Linked DNA regions of Mus musculus: region 2 is linked to region 1. The links are chromatin loops, found by intact Hi-C in ENCODE. Cell type or tissue: heart. All regions are shown on one strand. Links, peaks and the distances in the headings refer to the core of each region. The heading gives the core; the rest is flanking DNA.

Region 1 (2,925 bases), core at 136-2,635:
ATATTTCATTTTGGAAGGAAATGAACTCTTCCAATATCTTTACAGCAGTTCTTCAGTCACATGCAAGCCAGTGCTTCTTTGTTGAACATATAACTATTACCATCAGGTTTATCCTATGTGCACTGCTGTGTATGTTGATATTTGCAGGATCCTTTAGGAATGCACGAAAATCTCAAAGGCTATTGCTGCAAATCAAATGGCTTACTTCAGTGACTCACTGTACTGGCAGATAAATTACTTTTTGGTTATAAAAGCAATCCAACTGTCTTTTTCCTCTGTAAAGCTGATCTCCACAAGGAAAGTATGTCTTTCATTGATCCCTGGTGAGGAATACTTCAGATGACCTGTTCAATAGTGAAAATCAAAACCAGTAAAGACAGGTTTGTCAACCTGGATATAGATCACTGGGAAACGAGGGGTCAAAAGCCTGAGTAGAAGCTCAGCCTCTATCACTATTTAAAATGTCTCTTGTTAGAGAGCACTTATAGTTTAAATCTGAAATCACCAAATGGAATTATCCTTTCAATGTGATCAAACAGAGGAAACAGAAACACAAGCTGGAAAAAATGTACAATTGTAGAGATGGGACTGGGTCCTCTGCAAATGATCAGGGCTAGAATTTCTCCCTGCATAAAGCTCTTCTTTCTAAGTGCAGTTTTCTATCAGGCAGACAAAATGTTCTTCAAGGAAGGAGAATCTGTAGTTGTGGAGCTCAAGAAATGCAATGATCACATGGTGCTTACAGCCATTGGTCAGTGACTTGTAATTATGGGGCCTAGTTTTCTCACAGGTAAACCAGGAGACAGTTTTGCCCATTTCCACAGATATCACTAAAATTAAATAAAGCAATGCTTGTAAACAGAACTTGCCCTGTAGGTCACAACTGATGCTCCATATGCGGAGAGGTTATGTTATTTCTTATTTTACAGGTATTCTAAGTCAAACAATATCTTAATCTGGTTCCTGAACTGTCCATGGGCTGCCCGTGGCCCCCCAACCCTCTTGTAGCTCTATCCACTTTCTGCTCACTTTTCTCTCATCTCGCTCCTGTTGCCCCGTCCACAGTACCCACAAAATCCTCTTTCTCTTGTCTCCTGAAAGCCACTGCCAGCCCCACCTCCTTGCTGCCCAGATAAAGACCGCCATCGCCACTCCCTCATTAATCTAATGACCTTTAAGCTAGGTTGTGTTCCATGAAGGCAACACGGACTTTGAGGTAAACACTTTTTTCCACTGGTTTAATTTTAGCTTCATGAGCCAGAAGGGAGTCAAATCACACAAGAGGTCACAGGCACAGTGGGGGAGAGAAAGGCACTCAGGCACACATTCCTCCAGAGTCGTCTCCTGTTTAATTTTCTACCGCAAAGAGCAACCCTGCACTGACTTTAAAGGAAGCTCAGGGAGAGGAAAACAACGTGGCTCTCTTGGGAGGGCACTGCTGGGTGTGAGGTGCACAAAATAAAAGTCAGCTTCAATAAATTGCTTTTGTAAATGATTTATCAAATTCTCATTTTTCCCAATTTTGAACAGAGTACCTTTGGACACATCAAAAGCTGACGTCACCTCATCTTTCTGCCTCTGCTGGAAGGGCTAGCAGGGATTTTTTTTTCTCATATTATGAAGATTAAATATAGTACAAGAAGTGAGATGGTCTGCCGTGAGTGATTAATAAATGATCACTTAGTAAGAAAATTACAAGTAGTTGGTGGTTTTTATGCTGTATCTATAACTCAGGTGGATAGCAGCCATATGCCTGTACTGAGTCACAGAGAGCTGAAAGAAGTACCTCACTGATGAGGACTCAAACATAGACCCAAGCTGGAGAGCACAAGAACCCACAATCCTAGGAAGGTGAAAAGTCCCTCTGTGCTTTCCAAGCTTGTCAGAAGTTCACCCTCTGGTACAACCCAATAAGGGACAACAGCTCGAGCCTTAGTGCAAGGTAGCTTGTGAATCATCAAAGGCCACCTTTCAAGAAATCCTGTCCAGTTATGACTCACCTTTCTACTGCAATCTGAAAGATGGAGCCGAATCACCATTTCTTCAGGAAACACCTATTGAAGGATAAAATTGATACCACACTACACACGCATCTTCTCTGAGTTCTTAAAAAGATTCTTCTGTAAGTTGAGGTTGTTCACTAAGTCTCGGTTAGCTTGTTAGTCTGTTTTAAACAAACCTCTAGGGATCAGATTTGAGCATAGTACTTTAAAAGCGAACGCTTATGCTTGTTAGTTGTGACATGTCCATACAGGTAGGCATAGCGTGCTCATTGTCTACTGCTGGCTCTACCACATCCCGCCCTCCTTGTTTTCTTGTCCTTCAGTCCCTTTCTCTAATGCTTACTTTTTAATTTTCAGTAAATTTTTGGAATGTTTTTCACTTAGAAGGGAAGTGTGTGACACTTTGGTGTCTGGATAACGTTGTTTAACATGATGGTGTACAGATCCATTTTCCTATGAACAATCCTCTTCCTCTTCCTCCTTTTCTCCCTCTCCCCCCTCTCTGTCTCTTCCCTCCCTCCTTCCAACCTCTCTCTGTGTACTGTGTTTTCTTTACTTATTAATATGGTGATAGCCCCCGAGGTTTTATCTCTATCTTAGCAGCTATAAATAGTGCTTCAGTAAACATGTATTTGCAGACATATTAATATGCTCTATGCTATGTGCTGATTTCATTTCCTTTAGATAAATGCTTGGATGTGGTATAATAATAGTAGCAGCTTTAGTTTGAAAAGGCACTTCTATACTTTTCTCTGTATTTGTTGTACTAACTTACTTGCCTCCAACGGTGTGTAAGGGGTCCTTTTCTCTACATCCTTACCAACATTTGCTATTTCAATTTTTTTAGATAACAGCTTACCTAATAGCTCAGTGTAATTTTAATTTGCATTTCCATGAGGGTAAAGGTGTTGAACATTTTAAA
Region 2 (2,925 bases), core at 245-2,744, 63 kb before region 1:
CATTTCTATATTGACTAGTATTATGATTTTTCATTTGTCTGTTTGTTTGTTTTGCTTATACATTTTAAAACAAGAGAGTAAAGAAAATTCAGTAGCAGAGAAAAATGATCTATACAAGAATTAAAGATAGCCAACTCGATGCAAGATAAAAGGGTCATTTTTTAAGATAATCAAAACCATCTCAAGAAATAGAGGCATCTTTGAAAGTTCTTCCTGAAATTTTTAATTTTTTTGATGTTCAATGACTTATATTTGAAATTTTTCTCTTGGAGAGAAATGGAAAATTCCCTCTGTGCAATTTTCAACATAACATCCACTCTTTTCTATAAGAAAAACTTTCACCCTAAAATTCTAGTTTCCTGATATGGAAGGCATATTACTATTGTATTTGCAACAAGCATTTCCACGCAGAAAGCTCCCGCAATAAGTCAGCAATGAGTGTTCACTGCATTTTAATATTAAGAGTTTGGGGCTGGAGAAATGGCTCAGTAGTTAAGAACACTGACTGCTCTTCCAGAGGTCCTAAGATCAATTCCCAGCAACCATGTGGTATTTTGCAACCATCTGTTATTGGATCTGACAACCTCTTCTGGTGTGTCTGAAGACAGCTAGAACATACATACACTTTTATACATAAAATAAATAATTATATTATACATATAATAAATAAGGTAGACTCACCTGTTATGCAAAGTATTCTGTTTCTCCTTTCAAGGAGATTCTGTCCAAAGTCATTCATTACATTGCAAAGATACCCTAGAAAAGTATGTGTGACTCTATATTTTTTTTTGAAAATATTTTAAGTGATTCCTCTTCAACTTTTGTAGTATTTTCATCTCTTTAGGTTCAGTTGTACCAATGTCATGGAGCAGTTGTATGTTTCTATGCTGTGTGTGCTGGTCAGAGGGGTGTTTGGATTTTGAGGGTGCATTATGGAGAAAGACTGGGAGCTGGAAAATGAAATATTCAGGGATGTGTTAGAGGAGCTGATGCCAACCTTGTGAGCAAGTAGCAGTCAGTTTTCTTATAGTCACCTACTTAAATCACTAAGCAGGGGAAATCTCTCAGGGTCCGTTTAGTGTACTTGGTGGGAATCATACTGATGTCATCCACATAGTCTGAACACAGTGGGCTTGTCTAGCTTGGGGCTCGGCCCCTGTTCTTCCTTTGTCTCTACATGTAGCAGTCACCTCTTTTCCATGGATACAAACGAGAAACAGTAAATTCAGGGCAGGTTTCCTCTGCCCTTTGGCATCTTTCTGTGGGTTACACAACAATTTGGCTAGCCACTCAGAAAATCAGAGTTTCAGTCCCAAGGGAGATGCCAGTTGTGTGTCTCTCATTGTAACAGTTCAACTAGATCAAATCCACTTTAAATATTAAAGAAATACTCTCATGGCACTTCCTTTGCCTTCTAATGCAATGCATTTCACAGATCATGAAAAGGGAATCATGAAAATAAACTTCTTGGGTTATATTAATAAGCTAATCTTCTATCCACTTATAAATATTACTGGGGATATTAGTTAAATGCTACCATGTGTTAAGGCAGGCATTATAGGATCAAAATGCCATGTTCCTCATGAAATAGAGCTGCTACTTCTGGCATTATTAGAGTTTTGTTTTGTTTTGTTTTTTTCTTGTGGTGTGTTTTGAAGTCTATTTTCCTCACAAGGCACATGTTGTGTATAAATTATTAATTCATTAATTCATGAGGTATTTGGCCCCAATGATACAACACTTTTATTTTTTCTGGCTTGCAGGATGTACAAATGTGAAAACTACTAGCAGCAGTAAGTCAGTGCTGAGCTAAAAATAGAATTGAAGGCTTTTTGTTTTTAGCATATGATCGAAGAGCTTTCATATGGAAAGTAAATTTGTGCTATTTGTGGTCATGATATCAACTGTGATTAGGAAAATTGCTTCTGACCTACTACAAATTTTAATTATTTAAATTGTTTTAAAGCATAAGTATGACATTTCGGTTTAGGGAAACATACTGCCTTTAATGTAGTGTTACTTAACTGGAATTCATTCAGTGCAATTTAGATTAAACTAGGACACAAAGAGGGCATATTATGAAATCAACATACACACACAAAGAGGGCTCCACTATCCTGTGGTTAGGCATCTGGTAGCCACTCACACTCTGATGCTTACTGAGTAAAACAGGAGTCACTCAGTAGTTGGACAAAGATGCCCAAGGTCTTGAAAGAAGAATTAAGTTTATGATGGCTTCTGCATTTTCTCTCCAGAATTCTTCAAAGAGCCACTGAGGAGATGGCTCCTTTGGTAAAGTGCTTACAGTGTGTGGTAAAAATAGGAACCTGATCACCAGGACCTACATAAGAAGCTGGGCATAGTGGCACATGCCTCTCACCCTTGAGTTGAGATGGTGGAGACGAATGGATCCCTGAAGCTTACTGGTCAACCAGCCTCAATTATACCCATTGAGTATCAGGTAAATGAAAGACTCTATCTCAAAACATGAGACTTTATCTCAAGAAATGAGTTGAAGAAGACACTTAATGTTAACCTCTGGCCTCTGCAATTATATGCACATACATGCATGTACACACATACACACACACACACACACACACATTCTTTAAAGGCCTTATACACTACTTGGACTCTTCTGAGAATAAAATTCCTACTGTATACACTATAATTATATGATTACTAATAGGTTGTTTTTGGATCATCTATAAAGAATGTAACACAAATACACTTTGAGTATATTACTGTAATAATAACAAAACAGAAGGTAGTTGCATCTAGGAATAATTGAACAATTATTAACAAGGAGTTTACTAGGACAAGACCAACTTAAGCATATAGAAAAATCCAAGAAATTAAGAAAAGAGAAGACTCAAGTAAGTACAGTTAGTTGGGCAGTATTTACATGTAAGCATATTTTAAAGG

The links. A loop is a pair of places that touch in the nucleus more often than their neighbours do. Peaks named below come from ENCODE experiments on the same cell type or tissue, not always from the same donor. Only the 100,000 strongest peaks of a DNase experiment are listed, where the experiment ranks them.
Region 2: it touches region 1 in a loop (2.9-fold over the local background); 2 of 42 quality-filtered maps call a loop at or near these places.

Annotation. Positions count from the first base shown.
Region 1 is chr10:17,298,161-17,301,085 of GRCm38, reverse strand. No RefSeq gene overlaps it. Among named protein-coding and RNA genes, the nearest start is that of Gm20125, 200 kb to the right of the region's middle. In heart, for the core only: no CTCF peak of the experiment used is centred there; a DNase peak (open chromatin) is centred at 1,255; H3K27ac peaks cover 1,199 bases.
Region 2 is chr10:17,361,186-17,364,110 of GRCm38, reverse strand. No RefSeq gene overlaps it. Among named protein-coding and RNA genes, the nearest start is that of Gm20125, 270 kb to the right of the region's middle. In heart, for the core only: no CTCF peak of the experiment used is centred there; no DNase peak of the experiment used is centred there.